Regions from separate parts of the Homo sapiens genome. Here region 2 is linked to region 1. A link is an interaction called in ENCODE POLR2A ChIA-PET data of the cell type or tissue named here. Cell type or tissue: PC-9. All regions are shown on one strand.

What was found. Peaks named below come from ENCODE experiments on the same cell type or tissue, not always from the same donor. Only the 100,000 strongest peaks of a DNase experiment are listed, where the experiment ranks them.
Region 2: POLR2A ChIA-PET joins it to region 1 with 6 read pairs; 2 of 35 experiments call an interaction of 5 or more read pairs at or near these places.

The regions. Positions count from the first base shown.
Region 1 is chr9:130,726,773-130,730,772 of GRCh38, forward strand. It overlaps a transcript of ABL1 not described here. Among named protein-coding and RNA genes, the nearest start is that of EXOSC2, 35 kb to the left of the region's middle. RefSeq lists enhancers at 2,723-3,559, 3,560-4,000. In PC-9, no CTCF peak of the experiment used is centred here; a DNase peak (open chromatin) is centred at 2,079; H3K27ac peaks cover 1,917 bases.
Region 2 is chr9:131,070,753-131,074,752 of GRCh38, forward strand. LAMC3 (laminin subunit gamma 3) reads left to right here. Exons shown (of 28, transcript NM_006059.4): 18 at 732-873; 19 at 1,878-2,083; 20 at 2,493-2,569. Among named protein-coding and RNA genes, the nearest start is that of AIF1L, 24 kb to the right of the region's middle. In PC-9, no CTCF peak of the experiment used is centred here; no DNase peak of the experiment used is centred here.

The sequences.
Region 1 (4,000 bases):
CTACTTTGGGTTTAATTTGTTCTTTATTTCTAGCTTCTTAAAGTAGAAATTTAGATCGATTCCAAACCCTTCTTGTCCAACATAGGCATTTAAAGCTGTGTATTTCCTACTAAACACTGCGTTAGCTCTATCACATAAGTTCATCACATAAGTTTTCATGTGTTATTATCAAAGTGTTTGATTTCCAAGTATTTGGGAATTCTAGATATCTTGGTTTCTAATTTAATTTCATTGTGGTCAGAGAACATCTTCTGTAGAATTTCAGTCTTCTGACATTTACCAAGACTAATTTTATGGCCCAGCATATAACCTGTCTTAGTGAATGTTCCATTTGTAGTTGAAAAAAGTTTGTGTTGTTGCATGTAGTTTTCTATAAATCAAGTTGTTTCATGCTTTTGTTTAAACATCTTCTATATTCTTACTTTTTATTTTGTACTTACTTCATCTATAGCTTTGCTGAGGTTTTTTTTTTTTTGTAGAGACAAGGTTTCACCATGTTACCCAGGCTGGTCTTGAACTCCTGAGCTCAAGCAATCTGCCCTCCTGGGCCTCCCAAAGTGCTGGGATTACAGGTGTGAGCCACTGTGCCTGGCGGTATCTCTCTTTTTTACTGAGAGAGTGATGCTGAAGATCAACAGCTATAATGATATATTCGTTTATTTTTTCCTTTAATTCTATCACTTCTTTTACTCTTAAAAGCATTTATTCCGCCGGGCGTGGTGGCACACGCCTGTAATCCCAGCAATTTGGGAGGCTGAGGTGGGTGGATCACAAGTTCAGGCGTTCAAGACCAGCCTGGCCAAGATGGTGAAACCCTGTCTCTTACTAAAAATACAAAAATTAGCTGGGCTTGGTGGCAGCTGCCTATAGCTACTCGGGAGGCTGAGGCAGGATAATCCCTTGAACCCGGGGTACAGAGGTTGCAGTGAGCCGAGATCGCGCCATTGCACTCCAGCCTGGGTGACAGAGTGAGACACCGCCCCCCCCCCCCAAAAAAAAGCATTTATTAGGAAACAGGAAAGACTGAACAAGAACAAGAGAACTAAGCATGTAACTCAAGAAGCCAGAGAACCAAAGTAATCCCACAGTACACAGAAGAGAATAATAAAAATAAAAACAAATTAAGAATGGAAATGATCAATAAAACCAAAAGCTAACTTTGAAAAATATTATTGATCTAGGCACACTTCTGGTAAGACTAATGAAGAAAAAGAAAAGGTAGAATATTTAGAAAAGGAACAATATTTAGAATGAAAATATAACTATAAATACTCTCAGTTTTTGCCTCTTTTTTTGTTTGTTTGTTTTTTGGAGACAAGATCTCACTCTGTCACTCAGGCTGGAGTGCAGTGGCAATCATAGCTCACTGCAACCTCCGTCTCCCAGACTCAAGCTGTTCTCCCACCTCAGCCTCCTGAGTAGCTGGGACTATGGGCATGCGCCACCATGTCCAGCTGATTTTTTTTTTTTTTTTTTGTGGAGACGGGGTTTCATCATGTTACCCAGGCTGGTCTTGAACTCCTGAGCTCAAGCAATCTGCCCTCCTACGCCTCCCAAAGTGCTGGGATTACAGGTGTGAGCCACTGTACCTGGCTGGTTTTTTTTTTTTTTCTTTTCTTTCCTTTTTTTTTGAGACAGTGTTTTGCTCTGTCGCCCAGGCTGGAGTGCAGTGGAGTGATCTTGGCTCACTACAAGCTCCACCTCCTGGGTTCATGCCATTCTCCTGCCTCAGCCTCCTGAGTAGCTGGGACTACAGGCGCCTGCCACCACGCCCGGCTAATTTTTTTGTATGTTTTTTTAGAAGAGACGGAGTTTCACCGTGTTAGCCAGGATGGTCTCAATCTCCTGACCTTGTGATCCACCCGCCTCAGCCTCCCAAAGTGCTGGGATTACAGGCATGAGCCACTGCGCCCAGCCTGTTTTTTTTTTTTATAGTTTGTATTTTTCTGCTGAGATTCACCATGTTTTCATTCATTAGACCTGTCTTTTCCTCTAAATCCTAGAAGGTATTTGTAATAAAGACCGTGCCTGCTAATTTAAATATCTGAGTCATCTTGGGGTCTGTTTTTATTGATTGCTTTTTCTGTACATTATGAGTCAGATTTTCCTGCATTTTTGCATGTTAAATAATTTTGATTGTATGCCAGACATGTGGGTGTTATATTGTAGGGATTCTCAATCTTGTTATCTTTCTTTAAAGAAGTTTTCATTTTGTTTTGACAAGTAGTTAGGTTACTGTAGTTACTTAAATTACTGTAAGTGACTGGTCGTTAAGTTAGTTTGACCCTGCCAGGTTTGGTTTTATGCTTTGTTAGTATGGGTTTATCCTTGGTCCAGACACCCGGCCCTTAGAATAGAGGGTACTCTTTAGACTTAATGCTTGGCCTTTTTGGGGTCGAAACAAAATAACAGAGGTGCTCAGCAAAGTCTCTCCACCCTGGATGAACTGGTACTTGAATGTCTTCCAGCACTGTGAAACCTCTGTGTCTGTGCAGTTCTCAGCCTCACAGCCACCGCTGTCTGCTAAACTGCATAGAATCTGGAAGCCATGGACCCACAGGATGCCTCCCACCTTCTTCTGCCTACCTCTGTGTTCTGTCACCCCACCCATGCCCTCATCTTCTCTCAGATTTCTTGCCCTACAAATTCTACCTGCCTCAGCATCCTCAAATCCAAGTCTTTGCTTCCTCAGTTCACAGAGATGGCTGCTGTCAGTTTAGGTTTCATCTCCCTGCACTGTGTTTGGGAAGGTGCCCCAGGCAGGAAGTTGGAAGCAACATGCAACTTACCTTATGTTTTTCTCTTTCCTCAAGGGTCACAGCCTTGCCTTGCCTTGCCTGTCATCTAATGCCTGAAAACAGTCGTCTCAAATATTTTATTCAGCCATACAGTTGTTTAGGACAAAAGGATATCTAATACCACTTTTACTGCATTATGGACAGAAGCAGAAGTTCAATTCTGCATATTCTTTTTTTTTTTTTAAGATGGAGTCTCACTCTGTCGCCCAGGCTGGAGTGCAGTGGTGTGATCTTGGCTCACTGCAACCTCCACCTCCTGGGTTCAAGCGATTCTCCTGCTTCAGCCTCCTGTGTAGCTGGGACTACAGGCATGCACCACCACACCAGGCTATTTTTTTTTTTTTTTGCATTTTTGGTAGATAGGGTTTCATCATGTTGGCCAGGCTGGTCCCGAACTCCTGACCTCAAGTGATCCACCTGCCTTGGCCCCCCAAAGTGCTGGGATTACAGGCGTGAGCCACTGCGCCCAGCCAGACTTTTTTTTTTTTTTGAGATGGAATTCTGCTCTTGTTGCCCACGCTGGAGTGCAATGGTGCAATCTTAGCTGACCGCTACCTCCGCCTCCTGGGTTCAAGTGATTCCCCTGCCTCAGCCTCCCGAGTAGCTGGAATATGGACATGTGCCACCAAACCCAGCTAATTTTGTGTTTTTAGTAGAGACGGGGTTTCTCTGTGTTGATCAGGCTGGTCTCGAACGCCCAACCTCAGGTGATCCGCCCACCTCGGCCTCCCAAAGTGCTGGGATTACAGGCGTGAGTCACCGCGCCTAGCCTCCGGCCAGACTTTTAAATGTTAGCCTTGCAGGTAGTTGTGCAGTAGTATCTCCCAGCCTTAATTTGCTCTTCTTTGATGACTCATGAGGTTAAGCACCTTTTCATATGTTTACTGGCCATTTGGAATATATGTGTACCTATGTATCTCTTGCCAGTTCACCTCTTTTGTCCATTTTTCTATTTATGTTTATTCCTCATTGATTTTTAGGAGTTATTTATATTTTTTTTCCTTTTTTTTTCTTTGTTTGAGGCAGAGTCTTATTCTGTTGCCCAGGCTGGAGTCCAGTGGCACAGTCTCGGCTCACTCCAACCTTGACCTCCTGGGCTCAAGCGGTCCTCCAACTTCATCCTCCTGAGTAGCTGGGACTATAGGTGTGTGCCACCACTTCTGGTTAATTTTGGCATTTTTTGTAGAGTTGGGGTTTTACCA
Region 2 (4,000 bases), 340 kb after region 1:
CCCCCACTGTGAATGGGCAGCCCCCATAGTCAAGCCCAGTGATATTTATGCAGGAAAACAGACGACTATTTCCACGAAGTGGGTAAATGAAGACCACAAGTAGCCTTTTTCAGAACAGGTTTATTTCAGGTAAGGTTTTGCTCTCGAGTGAGGAATGGAATGCCTTGTGGCTTTTCAGAACATTTTGGACTTGGGAATGGAGGACAGGGCCCAGGACCTGTGCCTGCCACTTCACTTAGAGCGGTGACAGGAGGAATCAAGCTGGGACATGGCAGGCATTTGTGCTGAGACTGGCTCCTAGGAAGTGTTCTGTAAATGCAGTTATTGTTTGTCTGATGAAAAGATGGAGCTAGGGTATGTTCATAGCACATTCAGCCAGTGTCCATAGTGTGCTTTCTCCATGTGGCGTCCTGGGAACACAGCGAACAGGACAGGCAGAAATCCTCGTGGGGCATCCCTCCCCATCCCTTCCTCCCCACCTTCCGAGGTAGGACAGCAGTGTGGTCAGCGGTGTCGGCAGGTGCCGTGAGGATGGGAGGGGAAGGGACAGCTACCATGGGGTGGGCAGGATTGGCTCTCAGAGGTGTGGCATACCCTTAGCGCTGAGGCCCAGGGGAGGATTTGGAGAAGGGAACCCCCAGGGAGAGTGGCAGGGTAGAAGCCAGCGGGAGTGTCTGGGCAGGACCTCCATGCCACCAGCCTCATACACCTTTTCTTCCTGTCCTCTCCAGGCAGCCAAGCTGAAGGCCAGACTGACTTTGACGGAGGGGTGGCTCCAAGGGTCCGACTGTGGCAGTCCCTGGGGACCACTAGACATTCTGCTGGGAGAGGCCCCAAGGGGGGACGTCTACCAGGGCCATCACCTGCTTCCAGGTACAGCAGGAGCGCAGAGCGGGAGGGTGGGAGGCAAGGGGAGGCCCCCAGCGCCTGCAGTCTGGTGTCGTTGGATGCTTTGGGGGCCCTCCCAAAACAGCCCTGTTGCCATGGGCCTTTACTTCCCTAGCCCACCTGTAACTTTATTAATATCAGTCCTTGTCACCATGCCTCTGCCCTACTCAGACTCTAAGCTCAGTGAGGATGGGGCTGGGCTCATTCATTTATTCACTCCCTCCACAGGGGTGTCATGAGGCGCTGCTTCAGAGGCTGGACTGGGAGGGTCTTGCTGTCTTGATTCTTGGCCGTTTTGCTCTGCCATAGGCCAGCACGGTGCTCAGCACATAGAAAATCTTAATAAATGAGTAAATAAGACAAAAGAAGGAGGGCCAGGTGTGGTGGCTCGTTCCTGTAATCCCAGCACTTTGGGAGCCAAGACAGGAGGATTGCCTGAGCCCAGGAGTTTGAGATCAGTCCGGGCAACACAGCAAGACCTTGTTTCTATGAATGGAAGCAGGGAGGGAGGGAGGACCTGGAAATGGCGCTGAAATGGATTGGATTACTTTGTGAAGTTTTATATGTGTAAGTGCTACACTCCTTTAGCAGCCAGACAGAGGCGAGCTGAGAACCTGTTAGCAGGACTCACTGTGGAAATAGGGGCTATCAGATACCGTGTCTTAAAATGCCCACATGTGAGCCACATTGTGAATCAGAGCTGATTTGAAGGGTCCAGAATTGCTTGTGTGGCTCCAGAAGGCCTGGGTCTCTCCCGGTCCCTGTGTATGACTGACTTGCTGTGGGTAGGACCTCGGGTCATGTTTGCCTTCTCTGGGCCTCGGCCTGCACCTGGAAAATGGGGGTACTCTGCCTTTGGGACTACCTGTTGGTGCTCAGGGCTGCTGATGCCTGGGGAATGGAGGCCACAGAAGGGGACCCCTGGGGGTGGGGGCTTTTGTGTGACATCTCCACCACTTTGTGACCCCTGGGCTGTGGGCTTCCCATAGGGGCTCGGGAAGCCTTCCTGGAGCAGATGATGAGCCTCGAGGGTGCTGTCAAGGCCGCCCGGGAGCAGCTGCAGAGGCTGAACAAGGGTGCCCGCTGTGCCCAGGCCGGATCCCAGAAGACCTGCACCCAGCTGGCAGACCTGGAGGCAGTGCTGGAGTCCTCGGAAGAGGAGATTCTGCATGCAGCTGCCATTCTCGCGTCTCTGGTATCCCAGGGGACCCCCCTACCCGAACACACCAAACCTGGGCATTGGTCCCTGCCCCAGCCCTCCCATTGACCTGGTGACCTTGGGTATGACTCCCCACTTTGGGAGGCTTAATTTCATCTGCAAAGTGGGGATCACACAGTGCCTCCTCCTGGATTCAGCGAGAGGATGTTTGCAAAGGGCGAGGCATGTTCCGAGGAGACTGAATGCGCAGTAAGTGGTGGGCTGCATCCTTATTGGTGTTTCTGCATCCTAGGACTCCGCTCACTGAATGCCGATGTTGTGGCCAGCTTTGTGCATTTATAAAACGACGGGTGCCATCCAGTTCTGCCTCACAATTGGACCAGATGTGGCCCTTACCCTTTGGCGATGGGCCATCAGTTTCCTCCTCTTCCTCTTCTTTCTACAGGAGATTCCTCAGGAAGGTCCCAGTCAGCCGACCAAATGGAGCCACCTGGCCACAGAGGCCCGTGCCCTCGCCAGGAGGTGAGTCCCAAGACATGGTGAGCTTACACCTGGCCCTTCTCCTGGGGGTTCCAGGGTCAGAGTCAGCCCCACAGGTGCCCCCACCCAGAAGTTGGGATCAGATATTACAAGAGCTGTCTGATGGAGGCAGTGTCACCAGCATGGGGAGGGGCAGGCAAGGTGGGTATAAGTCCAGAGATGTTAGGGGCAAAGCTTGGTGGACTGAAGGCGTCAGAGAGCATCTGCCGGCTTTCTCTTTGTGAGAGTTGTGTAATATACAAGTTATTATATTGGGGGTATAGTTCACACTATACAGAGGCCTTTGCCCACTGCACTCCAGCCTGGGCAATAGAGTGAGACTCTGTCTCACTGTATAATTCAGTGGTTTCCCTATATTCTCAGGGTTGCAAAGCCATCACCACAACCAGTTTTAGGATTTTCATCATCCCAAAAACAAACCCCTGGACCCATCTGCCATCAGCCCCCGTTTCTCCTTACCTCCCCAGCCCCTGGAACCACTATTCTACTTTCTGTCTCTATAGATATGCCTATTCTGGGTGTTTCATAGAAGTGGAATCAGACAATGTGTTGCCTTTTACAACTGGCTGCTTTGCACAGTGTTTTCTTTTTTTTCTTTTCTTTTCTTTTTTTTTTTTTTTTTTTTGAGACGGAGTCTCGCTCTGTCCCCCAGGCTGGAGTGCAGTGGCGCTATCTCGGCTCACTGCAAGCTCCGCCTCCCGGGTTCGTGCCATTCTCCTGCCTCAGCCTCCCAAGTAGCTAGGACTACAGGCGCCTGCCAACATGCCCAGCTAATTTTTTTGTATTTTTAGTAGAGATGGGGGTTTCACTGTGTTAGCCAGGATGATCTCGATCTCCTGACCCCGTGATCCACCTGTCTCGGCCTCCCAAAGTGCTGGGATTACAGGCGTGAGCCACCGCGCCCGGCCAGCACAGTGTTTTCAAGGCTCATCCACATTGTGGCATGGGTGAGTGCTTCACTCCTCTTACAGTTGAATAATATCCCATTGTATGGAAATGCCACATGTTGTTTATCCGTCTTCTGTTAACAGACACTTGGGTTGTTTCATCCACTGCCTTTAAGGAGCAGCTTAAGGCTGGGTGCGGTGGCTCACGCCTGTAATCCCAGCACTTTGGGAGGCTGAGACAGGTGGATCACTAGAGGTCAGGAGTTCAATACCAGCCTGGCCAACATGGTAAAACCCCGTCTCCACTGAAAGTACATAAATTAGCCAGGCATGGTGGCACACACCTATAATTCCAGCTATTTGGGAGGCTGAGGCAGGAGAATCGCTTGAACCTGGGAGGTGGAGGTTGCAGTGAGCTGAGATTACACCACTGCACTCCAGCCTGGGCAATAGAATGAGACTCCATCTCAAAGAAAAAAAAAAAAAAAAAGACGCAGCTTAAGATCCTAAAAACACAGGATCTGTG